Regions from separate parts of the Homo sapiens genome. Here region 1 is linked to region 2. A link is a loop called in an ENCODE intact Hi-C map of the cell type or tissue named here. Cell type or tissue: endothelial cell of umbilical vein. All regions are shown on one strand.

Region 1 (8,000 bases), 310 kb before region 2:
AGCTTAAAGCAGGGATCTGGAAACTATGGCCTGTGGACGAAATCTGGCCTATCACTTGTTTTTATATGTCCTTATGGGCTGAAAAAAAAAGTCAAAAGAATAATATTTTGTGATGTGTAAAAATTATTTAAAATTCAAATATATATATAAATCATGCACCATCGATTGATTTTTATATATAAATACACACATATATCTTTTTTCTTCCTTATTTAGTAATGTATATCAGCCATGTTACATTCTACTATAATGAGCTATTATAAAGATGAATCTCTTTTTAGCAAAATTAGGAAAAGTATTTTCAGGCCGGGCGCGGTGGCTCATGCCTGTAATCCCTGCACTTTGGGAGGCCAAGGTGGGCAGACCACCTAAGGTCGGGAGTTCGAGATCAACCTGGCCAACATGGTGAAACGCCGTCTCTAGTAAAAATACAAAAATTAGCCGGGCATGGTGGCGGGCACCTGAAATCCCAGCTACGTGGGTGGCTAACGCAGGAGAATCACTTGAGCCCAGGAGGCAGGCTCACTTGCAGTGAGCCAAGATTGCACCACTGCACTCCAGCCTGGGCGATAGAGCAAGACTCCGTCTCAAAAAAAAAAAAAAAAATATATATATATATATATATATATATATATATTCATTAAAACCTGCTAATATTTCAGATTTAGTGAAACATAACAGAAGAAATGGGAACGGGAAGAGGAAACATATACATAGAGCAAAAGATGAATTTAGTGAGCGAGAAAGGTAAAAGAGAGCAAAAGGGAACAGTTTATAGAGACATAGATGGAGAAAAACCGAATTGGAATTGTTAAGGGCATATAGGAGCAGTATTCCCACATCTAGCCACCTCCTCCCCTGTTGCTTCTTCTCCTTATTAAAACAAAAACAAAAACATTACTTTTTGGCTCTTATTTGTAAGATTTAATTATTCATCTCAGTTAACCCTCACAGCAACCCTAATTAAGACAATAATACTATTGTAAGTTATAGATGAGGAATAAAACTGAAAGATAGTGACCAAGAGATGGACCTGTAATCCTAACTCTGGTACAATGCTAACAACGGTTATTCTAACACCGCCTTGCTTTTATTCTTCTTCAATATTATCCTTCTTACGAGTGTATATTTAGATCTTTAGAAAATAACACATTTCAACAATTACTGTAGAATGCTGTCATTTGAAACTCTGCTTGCCTCTTACACTTAAAGGCCTCAAGATCTTGTAAAATGCAGGGGTTGATTTTTACTTAAGAGTCTCTTGTCAGAGAGAGTAATAGAGATTTTTGTTGACATGAGGAAATAAACTACAATGGTAGGTTTCAAGGCTATTGACTGGTGAATAAATATCATTCTAACAGTGAACACTTATTGGCCTCTTACTAGGTTTCAGTCATCCTTTCCTCACAATAATCCTGAAGGGTATATACAGTTATTATCCCTATTTGCATCACAGATCATCGCATCACAGAAAGGTTTAAAGTAACTTGCCGAAAGTTATAGAGCTAGGTGGGTGGGGGAGCTGGAATGTGAACCTCAATGATCCAACTCCAAAGCCATGCAATTAACCGCTATGCTAGGCTAAGAACATTTTTTAAGCACCTAAATGTATGAGACTTATGAGCAGCTAAACATATTAAATTTGTGGATTCCATTTTCAAAAGACAACAAATTCCCTTCGCTTGCAGAGGCAACAATTTGAACTTACAAGACTGTTGAAATATATAAAATGCTACCTTTGAAGACAAAGCAGCAGAGCATCCCACCCAGCAAACACACATATATATGCACACATATACATGTACAAAAGAACACACAGATAATTACAATCACAGTGGTAAGATGCACGCCTGTAGTCAGAAAAACCGCACACTGCGTTATGATGCTTATCAACACCTACCAGTAAATAGAAACTCTTCCTATGATAAACTGCATGTTTTGACTGTAGAGGAGTTGCTTTAAGTTCAAGAAGTGTCTTTTCTTCAGGCAACGCTCACAACCAGCTCTCCTCATCATAAGATCTTGGTACTGTTAATATAAAATGGTTGCTATCATTAGCGGCTGTGAATAGTGTATAATGAACACACAGCCTCGGGTAGCCATGGTTCACGTAGTCCCCAAACACTGATGAGCACAGAGATTGAGCTATCTTCTCAACCTTATTACTGTTTTTAAGTCGATTCCAGATATAAGAGGTCCCTGGAATGAAGAGGAGGAACCTCACTGCTGCTGGCACAACGTTTGTCAGTAAATTGCCTTGGGTATTTTATCAACACAGTGCACTGCATTTCCCAGGAACTACGCTATTTTCAAAAACAAATGCTAAAATTATATTGTAATATTTAGACATTCTTTTCCTAGAGGTCAGTGTAAGGACACCAAGTACATTATACCATTACATAAGATGCTTAACGACAAAGGTACATGTTATCGCTATGAGATAATTTTATAGGAATTTCTCATTTGTAAGAAACACTCTTTCCTCCCATTTAGGGATTCTGACACCAGAACACATCTTAACATCCTGAAATCACATGTAAATGTGTACATTTAATCAGGTGATATCCTCCCCCAAACATTGATTTTAATTCAAAGGTACATCTTAAAAGAGGGTCTCTTAAAATGGAAGAAGTGAAATAATCTAATACTGGTATGGCATAGATGTAGTTTTTAAAAATTAAAAAGCACTTTTTCAGTGTTTTCCACTCCTGTTAAGACATAACATGTTTGCCCAGATCACATGGAATGCTCACCACCTCCTCTTGACAAAGCATGAATAATGGCAGCAACCGCACATCTTGTCTGTCTTGCTGCCAAAACAATCACCCTGTGATGTAGTGAGAATTAAAAGTTCAAAACCTTCAACTCAGTTGATTGGGAAGTTTTCATTTGAAGTAAATTCTATTGTGGCCCCATAACCTACATTTTAAAGCACATTAAACAAGGCTATTTTAGCCTTGATGAGCTGACAACTGTAAAACATTCATAATAACACAATTGCAGTCTTGATAAATGCTTCCACTGTGTAATCTATTATAGCAATGATCTACGCATTACAACTACTTCTTAAAGTACCAAAAACATCACAAGATCACATTGTTTACATAAACATACACATGCATGTATATTACATATCTATCTAAGGATGTAATACAAGCCCTTAAATCTCAGCTTTAGATTGATGCCCTTCACTTTTATTATCAGGGAATTTTTCCTTCCATACTGTTATAATTATTTAATATGAATAACTTTATTTTTTCATCCATCAAACAGCAATACTCACCAAGAACCCTAAAACAATCAGTCTTGATAGTGAAGAAAATATTTATCATCATATGCACACTATACACATTATCAACTTCTAATGTATTGTTCTTTTTCTCAAATAGTAAGAAAAAAATGTAAACTGGATTGCCTAAAAGATTTCTTAGAGCTACCAGAATGATTATGTAAGAAAAAAGTAGAAGCAACCTTGCGTTCTTTTAAGATTAAAGGTCCAAAATTTGCAATGTCAAGTGTAGATTCAGTAATAAGTGAAATGTTCTCTTTTTATCTTAATCTTCATTTAATACATTAAACTTATACATATCAGGACATTAGGTTATAGAAAATGTTTCTAAAAGTACTTTCCAAAGTATACCCCTATAGACCTCTAGATGGCAAGCTTTAGTAAATTTTTATGACTGGCCTAAATTCAGTTTCTTAGCAATTCTGTGTAATCCACCTATTGAAATGATTTTCAGTTTAATAAGCTACTCAGATATATATGTGCTTTTAAGGAACAAAGCATTAAAAAGTGAATTACATTTTTTTCTAAAATTTAATCTTTTTCTTTGTGATTACCTAATTGTAAAAAGATGGTGTTCCAGTGACTTCTAGCAGTGTCTCTTTGGTATGCTGGATGTTCTGGAAAAGTTTTGCCTAATTAATGATTTCAGCTAGCTTCTAAAACGAACTATTCCTTTATAATGATAAAGATTAGTTACAGCTTTTGTTATAGGAATTTTGCAGATCTCGAAGGATAATAATAAGAGTCCTTTGAGAAATATAAAGTAGAAGATAGGTGCGTGAGTCTGTCATTAGAATCTTCTCCACCTCAAACATGTCCTTTACAAAACAAATATCTTACATGGCCAATTTCCAAAGAATACATGTTTTTATAATACATCACACATATCTGTTTAATTCTATAATCACTGCTATTCCTTTAATCAAAGTTAGTTATATTTATTTTCAATGCTAATTATATTCAAGGGTTATCATGGATGAACTGAAATAAAATTAGTAGGAGATGATAATTAAAATAAGTGCAAGTGGCATCAAAATGGACAAGCTCACTTTGTGTGTAACATTATTAGCAATGATGTTGAAGAATAAAATCCAGTCATAGCTGGGTACATATGTTAAAGTTGTAATGAGGACTTGAACGATCTCCTAAAGTTAACACTGCTGTGAGAAACTCCTAGCATACCTAATATTGCAGAACCCTCTATTCTGAAAGATGATTCCTCCCCCATATACATGATAACTATGGGGACAATATTTTATCGTGATATAATACTGGCTACGGACTACAACTGGGTATCTGACCCAATTGGCATAAGCATTTGACAAAAGCTGGACAATGTTCTTTTCAAATTCCAGCCTTTGTGACCAGGCTGGGTCGCTGACCCAATATGGACCAATAAGAGTCTTTTCTAAAGATTTATAAAACTGTGAAAAAGGAGAACAAGTATGTCTCCAGTGGCTGAGGCCTCTCTCCAGCGACTGAAGCTGTAATATATATACATTTTATGAGTTAGTGGCAACCATATTTTCCTCCTGTGGGGGTTGGAGAAGTTGAGGAAAGTGAATGAAAGACAAAGAGAAATATTAAAGCAGGTGGATGGAGTTTCTTGGGAATTTGGCTCCTGATTTCAGTTATTTCTGAGGCTGAGCCTTCTTACCTTCCCAACTGTGAGAGAGCCTAGCAGCCACTTATTAAGTTACCAATTTACTTAAGCTTGGACAAGTTCTATTTTGAACACTTAAAACCAATAGAATCTTAACTAATGCTCTTTGTTCTTTTTTAGTTGTGTTTTGAAGGAAAATCATTTTAGAGCTAAATTAAGTTGCTAGGTTTCTAATTCTTAGTTATACAAATACTGACAGTGAACACATCTTTTAAAAATATGACAGATGTGAGATATATACCTTCTTATAAAATCCAAGCACTTTAATTATTAATGGGCAATAAATAAAATAGCACCTTTAACTTAAGAGACTTCCATGCAAAAACAACAACGTTGTGCCATAGAAATGTAAGGAGAACCCAAATAAAGAGAGATGAGATTTTCTTTAATTTACAATTATAAATATAAATCAGTTCTTTTGGAAAATATGTGCATTTTTCATCTAAGAAATATACAAAGATTGATCAAATAGTGCAGGTTAAACTACAATGAAATATAAAAGGAAAGTGGCTTGAGTTCGGCTTTCTAATTCATAAGCTGGATGCTCTTTCAAAACTCCTTATAACTCAGAGTCACATTCTTTTCAGACATTAGACTTCCTCTTTTTCAATGCAAAACCTTGAGTGTTACTTTGCAAATGCTTCTTAGATGCTCACAAAATTTCTTTTAATTTTGGATGGTAACAACTGCCGATGGTTTTTACTAGGAGTTCCTTAAGCCCTGCAACATAGAGAAAACCTGCCTGAGAACAAAGTCAATTCACGAGACGTGAAACAGGTGAAGAGAGAGGCAGTGTCATGAGGATATCACTTGAGCGCATGGATCCACTCATGCCTGAAGCCAGTCCTGCATTTTGTCTTTACGTTTACGTGAGCTAATAATTTTCTATTTCCCCAAAACTAGCTTGTATATGATTTTATTAGGAACCAAAGTAGGCTTGACAAATACAGAATCAAACCCTACTATCTGACTCATGCTTTTCAATGAAATCTCATTCTTCATGGTTGCAAAGGGCAGAATTCACAAATAGAAGAAAAGAAAAAAACGAATTGTCTTTAAACAATTAATATAGATGTATTAGTCCACTCTCACACTGCTATAAAGAACTGCCTGAGACTGGGTAATTTATAAAGGAAAGAGGTTTAATTGACTCACAGTTCCACATGGCTGGGAAGCCTCAGGAAACTTAAAATCATGGAAGAGGAAGAAAATATGTCCCTCTTCACATGATGGCGAGAAGAAGTGCTGAGCAAAAGGGGAGAAGCCCTGTATAAAACCATCAGATCTCATGAGAACTCACTATCACAAGAACATCACCATGGGGTTAACCACCCATATGATTCAATTGTCTCCACCTGGTCCCTCCCTCAACACCTGGGGATTATGGGAACTACAATTCAAGATGAGATTTGAGTGGGGACAGAGCCAAACCATATCAATAGATGTGTAGAGGAAACCTTAATATATTGATGTCTGGATGGAATCACATACATAGAAGCAGCACACATTTCCACAGATCACATACAGAGATGATTGTGTTCAAAATGTTATGGGCATACAGTGATTGACAGAATAAAGTTTTTGGACATCTTGATAAACTTAAAGAAAAAGTAGATTAAAACTTAAAACATAAAATATCAAAGAGATTTATCTTTTGCAACATAAGATTAGAGTCCCACCTAACAGCTCTTCAAGTGAAAAATACAGAGAAGTTTTAGATTACAGCAGAGATGTTCAGAATAATTAATGTGACTTAAGTGAAGTATACATTAATAACATTTTGACTTTTTTTCCTCGGTTTCCTTGCTCTGTAATGTGCTAAACTCCAGGTACCAAAATATTCATAAATTTAATCTTTGCAGAAAAGTATAATTGAAAGATTATATTAAGCATACTTAGGTAAAAACTGGCTAGAAAAAGAAATACCTCTGGGAAAAGTAAAAAGGAGACACGGGCCAGAGACCTGAACCAAACTTCTTGACCTATCAATTCCAAGACACTGTCTTGGATACATTGCCTCATATCTCTAAGTCTCAGCTTCCTCATCCCTAAAATTGGATTGATATAATAGATAATTGTGTGCTGTCTCCCCGGCAGACTTTCCTAGAAACTATCCACCAACCATATAAGATCTGCAACACTCCAACTACACTTGGTTGTTGCGGGTAAAGAAACATGATCCTGATTCGTATATCAGGCCCTTCACTGAAATTCGTGAACCAGAGAGGGCAGAGGGTCTTCAATAGTCAAAGCTGGAAGATGACATCTAAGAAGCTGCTCTTGATGATAGTTATTACCAAACAAAGAAAGGACACCCGCAATAAGAAAGATGCTGATAGAGAGATACAGTTAAGAAATAGTGAGTCATGTTCTGATATTCAAGTCTTTGTGAGCCCATCTGCAATACCTGTTACTTGGTTTTCCAACCTTTCCTAGGCAGCACTCTTCCTTTCCTTCATCTTATAAGTTGGTATCTATCACGTTCTACCAAGAAAATTCCTAATCAGATTATCGAATTTCACATAAGTTTTTTTTAGAAATAAAATATGAATGTAACAAGACTTTAAAAACTGTAAAATACTACCCAAATATAAGACAGTGTTACTGTGGTTATTATCTCTAACTAACTCCAAATGTTGGAGGGACTGTCACATTAAAAAAAAAGTATTTCTTATTATTAGCAGTTTCAAATGGCAACATCAGGGAAAATGGTTTGGTGAAATTTAAAGGAAAGAGGATTTAAGCTCTGTGTAAGAAAGGAAGTTTTAAAAACTGGAGTTTTCTAGTTTTTTAGTGTTCAATTTTAAGATTGTATGGCACTAGGTCTCCATGATTCGTTCCAAAGGCTGAATTCCTTCTAATTTACAAAAATATTTCTTCAGCTTTATTTTTCTTTAGACAAAAAGCCACCTTTTCAAGTTCTATATCACCTTTGTTTTAATATAGAAGTGCACACAGCATACATTATTGATAGATGCACATACATACATATTACATACATTTTAATTTACTCTAAATTTATTTATCTAATATACATATATAGTTTCT
Region 2 (8,000 bases):
TCTAGGGTATGTGCATGGGCACACACACGTGTGTGTGTGTGTGTGTATATATATATATATATATACACACAAGTAAATATATATGTACTTATATACACATATATAATCTCATACTTGCATACATATAATCTATTCAAATCTCTAATACCTAATCAGATATCTAACAATAGTAGGCACTCCTGAATAAAATATCACTGGAACAAAATAAAAATGAAAAAAACGTGGTACCTGTCTTCAAGAAATTACAGGTTGGTAAGGCTTCTCTAGTGTTATTTGCTCATAGTGTCATATCCTCAAGGATATAACATATCTAAAGCTTTCTGATACTTCCTTATTCATTTTCCAAATGTCAACCCCACCCTATACCAGAAACTGACATATATCCTTGGTATTAAATAAAAGTTGTTTTGTTTTTTTTTTTTTGTATTTTTAGTAGAGAGGGGGTTTCACCATGTTAGCCAGGATGGTCTTGATCTCCTGACCTCGTGATCCGCCCGCCTCAGCCTCCCAAAGTGCTGGGATTACAGGTGTGAGCCACTGCGCCCAGCCAAATAAAAGTAATTTTTAAAAAGAAGTCTGCAATATCAAAGATGCCATATTTAAATAAAAACTACCACAGAAAGGACAGTAAGATAAACCATTTAATTTTTTCACCTTAGATTTTTTTCTTAAAAAGAAATAGTGAAATACATCTTAAATTACTTCACTGCCTGTTGCACAGAGAATCCCAGTGATCGATCTATTTTATTATTGTTTGCTTCAATACCTATTTTCCTTCTTTCTTCTTACTTCCAGCAACATTCTCACAACCACGCTCACAAACAATAAATACTAAAAGTAGTGGCACTGAAGCATGACGTACTCATTCTCTGCTAAGACTGGTTACCACCAACGCACAAAAGTCCAGCTCTGCACCCTCAAGAACAACATTATTTCCATTTAAAAACTCCCAGAGAAGACAGAGGCAGCCATGTAATTATGTATCTGCAGCCACTCTATCTGCTTTGCTTCCTGCTCACGGCCAGTATGCAGTACTATGAAAAGCATTAGTCATGCGGCCTCAAAAATCAACTTCAAAATCAAAGCTTGAGCTTTGGTCCTGTGTTTGCTTGTTTTGCTTTCTTTGTTTTTATTTCTAATCCTTGGAAAACACAAGGTTTCAAATTCCCTCCCTTTAACTTGCTACTAGAATCAACACCTAAACAATAATTGTACCCCATCAAGAACTGGGCAGCTCAACAACTGCTGAGAAAAGTATATTTGACATTTTTCTCCACAAGACTCCATTCTCAGTTCCTGTACTGGTTCAGTGAACATGGCTATAATTGAGAAAAGCCCAAATGCAACAAAAGATTCATTCCACAGGAAATATATATGTTTATCTTTAAAATATTTTATATAACTCACTTTAAGTGGAACTAGGTTTGTCTCCAAATTCACATTAAAGGTCGTATTTACAAGCATTTTCTTATTAACATTCTAAATTTAAAAGATGGAAATGCTTCCCAATATGATAATAAGTGCATTAAGATACTGTTCACTAATTATTTCCCACAGTTCTATAGTACCAACATGTGTATTAAAATTATGATCTCTAATCAAATTCACCCCTGCTCCAAATCTTTCTAGTCAATAAAAAGAATCACAGATTTTTCAGGAAGGAAAAACCTTTTCTGAAGAAAAATAAATAAATAAAAGCTCTAACTCACTACAAAGTATTCCAAAATTTCTATTTCCCGTTTCCACAGCTCCTTTACATCATTCCAAACCCCTTTAATAGTCACAACATCTTAGCTTAACAAACAGTGATTTAATGATTTCATCCTTATACATGAAAATGTGATGTCTTTCATTGAAAGAAAAGAAATTTCATTCACCAAAAGCAAAAATTAGTTTTACTAAAAATAAAAAAATGCAAATCTAAAATTTGAAAAAAATAAAAAATGTCTTCATATCTAAGCCCTCTAAAATAAAATGCTAATCACATAAAGTCTATAAAGCCAACAACTGCATTTAAACTTACATATTACTCTCAAAACGTGTGTTTCTGTGTTGTCCATCTGCATCTCACTCAACTGAGCTATTTGTCGAAATCAAGATTTCTGAGATGCTTGCCAAAATGCCTGTTACTGGACTCAATTTTTGGACACAAGGCCTACAAATAGACATATAAACAAAAAACCTTTTCATATAATTAGTATGTACACTAAACTCTTTTAAATGTCTGCTGGTAGACGTGTTGCTTCTGTACTCTACTAAAGGCTTTATACACACTGTCACAGGCTACGCTAAATTTATATTTAAACATTTTTTATTCTTCAATAATAAATTAACCTTAGCTTACAGTAACTTTTCTATTTTATAAACTTTTTAATTTTTTCTTAACTTTTGGACTCTTTTGTAATAATATGTAGCTTACAACACAAGCAAGTTGTAAAGCTGTACAAATATATTTTCTTTCTTTAAATTTTTATTTTCTTTCCTTATATCTTTTGGCCTACCCCGGGTCAGGATTATCAATATCACTGTCTTCCACCTCCATATCTTGTCCCACTGGAAGGTCTTCAGGAGCAGTAACACACATGGAACTGTCATCTCCTATGATAACAATGCCTTCTTCTGGAATCCCTCCTGAAGAGCCTGCCTGAGGATGCTTTATAGTTAATTAATTTTTTAATATACATAGTAGTAGTACACTGTAAAATAACAATTTAAAGTATAGTATAATAAATACATAACTGGTAACATGTATTATCATTATTAAGCAGTATATACTGTATATAATTGTATATGCTCTACTTTTATATGACTGGGAGCACAGCAGGTTTGTTTTCATCAGCATCTCTAGAAACACATTAGTGCATTGCACTATGGCATTATTGGTGATGTCACTATGTGATAAACATTTTTTCAGCTTCATTATAATCTTATGGAACCACCACTGAAGATGTGGTCCATCATTGACTAACAAATCTTCAGTGGTTATAACTGCATATAGAAGATTCTAAGCAACACTGGGGCATGACATGAGCTGTGTTTCAAGCTTGTACCAACAGAGGGATTCTTCCAAATGTTCCAAGCAGTCATTCCCCAGAGTTGATGATGCTCTCTTGGCTTTGGGCACCCAACAAAGTGATGCCCAAAAATGCTCAACATATTTCTTCTTAATAAAGGTTACTTAAACTGATAATCAATAGGCCTTTTTTTTTTTAGCTTTTTAGAGGAATATGAACCACATTAATAACTCAGTTTTACATGGTGTCCCAAGTTTGATAAAATTCAATTATATGTATTTTTCATAAGATCATATTTCTCCTTTCAGGATTAGAATCTCTAACAATACATCCCCCTTCAATCCCCCTTCAGGATGTTGCTCTTGAGGGTGTGGGAGCTGGGCTTTTGTGCTTTGGTGGTAACCAGGCTTAGAGGAGAATGAAGATGAGTACGTCATGCTTCAGTGCCACTGCTTTTAGTATTTATTGTTTGTGAGCGTGGTTTTGAGAATGTTGCTGGAAGTAAGAGGGAGACAGGAAATGGTTATTGAAACAAACAGTAATAAAACAGATCTATCACTGGGACTCTCAGTGTAACAGGCAGTGAAGTAATTTAAGATGTATTTCACTGTTTTTATTTTTTTTAAGAAAAAAATTTAAGGTGAAAAAATTAAATGGTGTATCTTATTGTACTTTATTTGGTAGTTTTTATTTAAATATGGCATCTTTGATATTGCAGACTTTTTTTTTTTTTTTGAGATGGAGTCTCTGTCTGTCTTCAGGCTAGAATGCAGTGGCACAATCTCAGCTCCTAGCAACCTCTGCCTCCCAGGTTCAAGCTATTCTCCTGCCTCAGCCTCCCAAGTGGCTGGGACTACAGGCATGCGCCACCATGCCTGGCTAATTTTTGTATTTTTAGTAGAGACAAGATTCCACCATACTGGCCAGGCTGGTCTCGGACTCCTGACCTCGTGATCTGCCCTCCTCAGCCTCCCAAAATGCTAGGATTATAGGCGTGAGCCACCGTGCCCGGCTGATATTGCAGACTTCTTTTTAAAAATTACTTTCATTTAATACCAAGGATATGTGTCAGTTTCTGGGGTGGGGCTGACATTTTGATTATGGGTCTACGTCATGGTGACTTATTCAAAGTTAGTAATGATGGGTGGAGGAGGGTATGGGGTCCTGTTTCCTTTTGTTCTCTTCCCTAAGGCAGAAATGATACCCATAGTAACATCCAGTCAACCTAATTTCCACACTGAGACAGTTCAATGTCCAGGATACTTGATATTCCTTCATAAAAATATGAAAATGCAAACATGCTTAATTCCTGGGCAAAATTCTCTTCATAATTCCTTTAATCCTGCAAATGTTACACATTTTCTTCCCTTGGTGCAATATTTGTAAAACTTCCTAAAAGGGATCCACGGATCTTATCACTATTGAAGAATAAACAAAAGAGTCACAAATTACTAATCTACCATGAGAAAGGGGAAAAAATCATTAATCATATGGCATCAGAAGATCTCTAATCCTACAGATGAGAATTTGACCAAGGCATTCCTAGAACAGCTACTTTTTAAGAAGGGTTATCAATCCAGACTTGTTAAATTTCTATACTTTTTAATTTGAATTGTTATAGATTTTGGAGGCACAAGTGCAGATTCTTACATGCATACATTGCACAGTGGTGATGTCTGGGCTTTTAGTGCACTGAACAAATTTCTGTAGTTAAGTGTTTACAATTAACTAATTATGAATCAGCTGTCAATTAGCATTCATTGCATAATGTAAAGCCAAATGTCTCCAGTGCAATTCTTCAAATTATGAGAAACTTTAACAAATTTCAAGCTAAAGTACAAAAGAGAATATGAATGTCAATATAAAATGAGACTCCAAGTAAAAATAGGGAAAAAGTAGGCAGTATATTTTTAAGCTTCTTTTGGAAAATAAATTCATGCTGAATAAATTGAAGTGACATTTGGTTTCTCATAATTCCAGCCTGTCCTGATGGCCTCCAAAGTAACAGATTCTTAAATGTAGCCTTCTTTCTCTAAAACTGACACCTAGCCAGAATTGCCAAGGCAAAAGATTATTTTTAAAGCTGCTCCTATAATATTATTTAGAATCAAATTATATAATTATATAGAATTATCAATTAACCCTCCCAATTACCAAAAAGTCAGCAATAAAAATTGGTTGCCTGGCAGTACCTATTTTATTTGTATACAGATTAGCTGTTCAATCATTAACATTATAAAACATGACAAATGAACCAAAAGATATAATAATACTGAGGGTAAAAAAAACGATGTCAAACTTCCTGAATTTAAAATGTCTCCTTGAGCAAGAATCTGCCTCATATACATATCATAGAATCAAAAACGTCTGTCATCCTAAAGATAAGTAAATGTATTGAAAGTAATTTAAACTCTGTAAAAGGAAATACAAAAACTTAGTAATTTCTGAAGTAGGACTCCTATAGAAAGGCATAAGGAGGAACTATAATAATGCAAAAAATGATATAATCAAATTATAGTTATATACTTTCTAGTTACTCTGACCACAGATCTATCCTAACAGAGATAGATAACAAAAATAATGCAAAATCACATCATCCAACTTTTCCTCTAAGAGCCAAGAGAGGCAGGTAATAACAGAAAAGAAACTGGACACAGTAAATGTGGCTAGCAGTGGATAACCAGTCTAGTCTAGAGCTGAGACCTTTAGTTTAGCCATATATTGCAATGGATTATACAACAAAAATATATTCTAATTACTACTGGAAAGAGAGGAGGAGGAGAGAGGGGAGAAGAGAGAGTGAAAAAAGGACAAGAAGAAAAGGAAAAAGAAAGAAAAATCCCTGACAAAAGAAAAGTACAATGTGAAAGATCAATACAATGAAATTAAATCAAATTCTAATCCCAAATCAAATCACTACTGCTGCCTTCTTATACACAAAGATGTATAACAGAAAAGCTAATTAAATGTTTCTCATTAAAATTCTTCAGTGTTCAAAGTCTATCAAGTATCGTCCATCTGCCCCTCCAAATTCACCCCCCCTTTTTTTTTTGCACACCACTCTCTGACTCAAGAAGCTGGTATGTGGGGACTGCATTAGAGTATCCATGCTTTTCTCTGTAGACAGCTACTCTCTCTGAAAAGCAGTTTTTAGCTTACTAGGTGCTAGCAGAGATTAACAGCCTGCCCATTAAATATTAAGTGACTATTTAAACTGCCTGTTTGGAACTGATTATTATCTGTTCTATCAAACAAACCCTCAAAATGAACTTGCAAAATGGAATTCCACTATAAAATGGAAATAGTATATACAAGACCAGACCAAAGCATGTTTAGAAGGCACAAGTAAACTAAACTACCCAAACAAGTGACTTGAACTCCAAAGTCACTTGTTCCTACTGTTTCCGCCTCTCCCTTAAACCCACAGGTTTGGTGTCATGGGCAGGTCCCAGTGGCCAGGAAGTTAAGAAGGAAAATGCATGAGCCTGTAGAACAGCTCCATCTGCACAGTATGCCTGCATAAGCTAGGAGTGAATTGTAAGCCCACTCAGTGACAGCCTCTCCAATGAGCAGAACTAGGTTGTACATGTGGTTTTCCACTTTGGAATAAAAAGTAACTAGAAGTACAGTTCTACATTGACTTATGAGCTAGTAAGTGCAAGTTCTGGCAAACAGGGCATAATCTTGGGAAGAAAGTAACTTAGAAATCAGTGACAGGTATTGACCTCTAGGAAGAAGTACAGAGTAGGATGATATTCATGCCCATATAAATACCCATCATAGAACACACAGGCAGGAGTGGCCTCTTAGACATCAGATGAACACTGATGGTCAATTCAGTGGATGTCAGTCAGCCAGTTTCCCCAGCCAATACATGCTTTGCTTATGTACAAAGCTGCTAGGGTTGCAAGAATGGATGCTATCCATGGGTTCATGGTCTTTCCCTCACCATGTTCTTCCCCTCACCATATCTGACTACCATATATGCTAAGCATGCAGCCAACAAAGAGCAGGATGCCCCCATAAACCTCAGAATGTTACCATTCTATGGACTGATCAACCAACTGTGTGGGAGCAGGCTGATACCACTGGATACCCCACATGAAGGAAGGGGAATATTTGTGTCCTCCCAAGAAGAAATACTTATTCTGGGTGTAGATTTGTCTTTGTTGCCTACAGTGTTTCCAATGCCATCAACAGACTTAACTTATCCTTTGTCAATTGCTGTGTTACATGACACAACAGGGCCTGTGACCAGAGGGCATACTATATAGATGATGAGCTTACACTCAAGTAATTCACTGGTATTACTATGTGCTCCATCACCCAGAAACAGATGGCTTTATAAAATGGTAGAAGAGTCTGCTGAAGTCTCAATTATAATGATATTGGGTAGGAAACAGCTTGACGGGTTGAGGTTCTGACCAGTAAGATACAGTATATGCTTCAAACTAGCAGCAAATATATAGTGTTATCTCCCCATAGGCAGAATGTGGGTCCAGGAATGAAACAAAAGAGGTGGGACTAGCCCTTTTCACTGTAATAATTGATAAGCTACTGGAAGAATTTTGCTTCACTCCCCAATTTTAGGCTTGGTGAGTTTGGAAGTCCTCATGTTCAAAGTGGGGAATTCTTCCACCAAGGAACATGATCATATTTTCAGTTAATTGAAAGCTAACACTACTGTGTGGCCATTTTGTGTTCTTCATGTCACTGAAGCGTGGAAAGAAAAAAAGCAAATTGGGTGGCAGTTTCACAACAGAAGCCAGGAGGACTGCTGAGAATCAGAAAATATACCAGAAAGCCTTCTAGTTTCAGTAAAGGAAAACTGCAGCAACCTAATAAAAACACAGCCGAAGACTGAGATCCTGTAGGAATGAAACTCTTAAAGGTTAACTTCATAAAGAACCCCGTGTAGCCAATACGGAGGCAGCTGTGATTACAAACTGAGCCTTGTGACCATCTACAGACATGGAGTCTGTAGCA

Evidence for each region. A loop is a pair of places that touch in the nucleus more often than their neighbours do. Peaks named below come from ENCODE experiments on the same cell type or tissue, not always from the same donor. Only the 100,000 strongest peaks of a DNase experiment are listed, where the experiment ranks them.
Region 1: a loop joins it to region 2, with 2.6 times the contacts of the local background. A loop is called at or near these places in 1 of 110 quality-filtered maps.

The regions. Positions count from the first base shown.
Region 1 is chr3:81,415,730-81,423,729 of GRCh38, forward strand. No RefSeq gene overlaps it. Among named protein-coding and RNA genes, the nearest start is that of GBE1, 340 kb to the right of the region's middle. In endothelial cell of umbilical vein, a CTCF peak has its summit at 3,659 (motif pointing right); no DNase peak of the experiment used is centred here.
Region 2 is chr3:81,722,852-81,730,851 of GRCh38, forward strand. The region is part of intron 1 of GBE1 (1,4-alpha-glucan branching enzyme 1); the gene reads right to left. Among named protein-coding and RNA genes, the nearest start is that of GBE1, 35 kb to the right of the region's middle. In endothelial cell of umbilical vein, no CTCF peak of the experiment used is centred here; DNase peaks (open chromatin) are centred at 1,110, 3,470, 4,150 and 6,160; H3K4me3 peaks cover 268 bases; H3K27ac peaks cover 6,299 bases.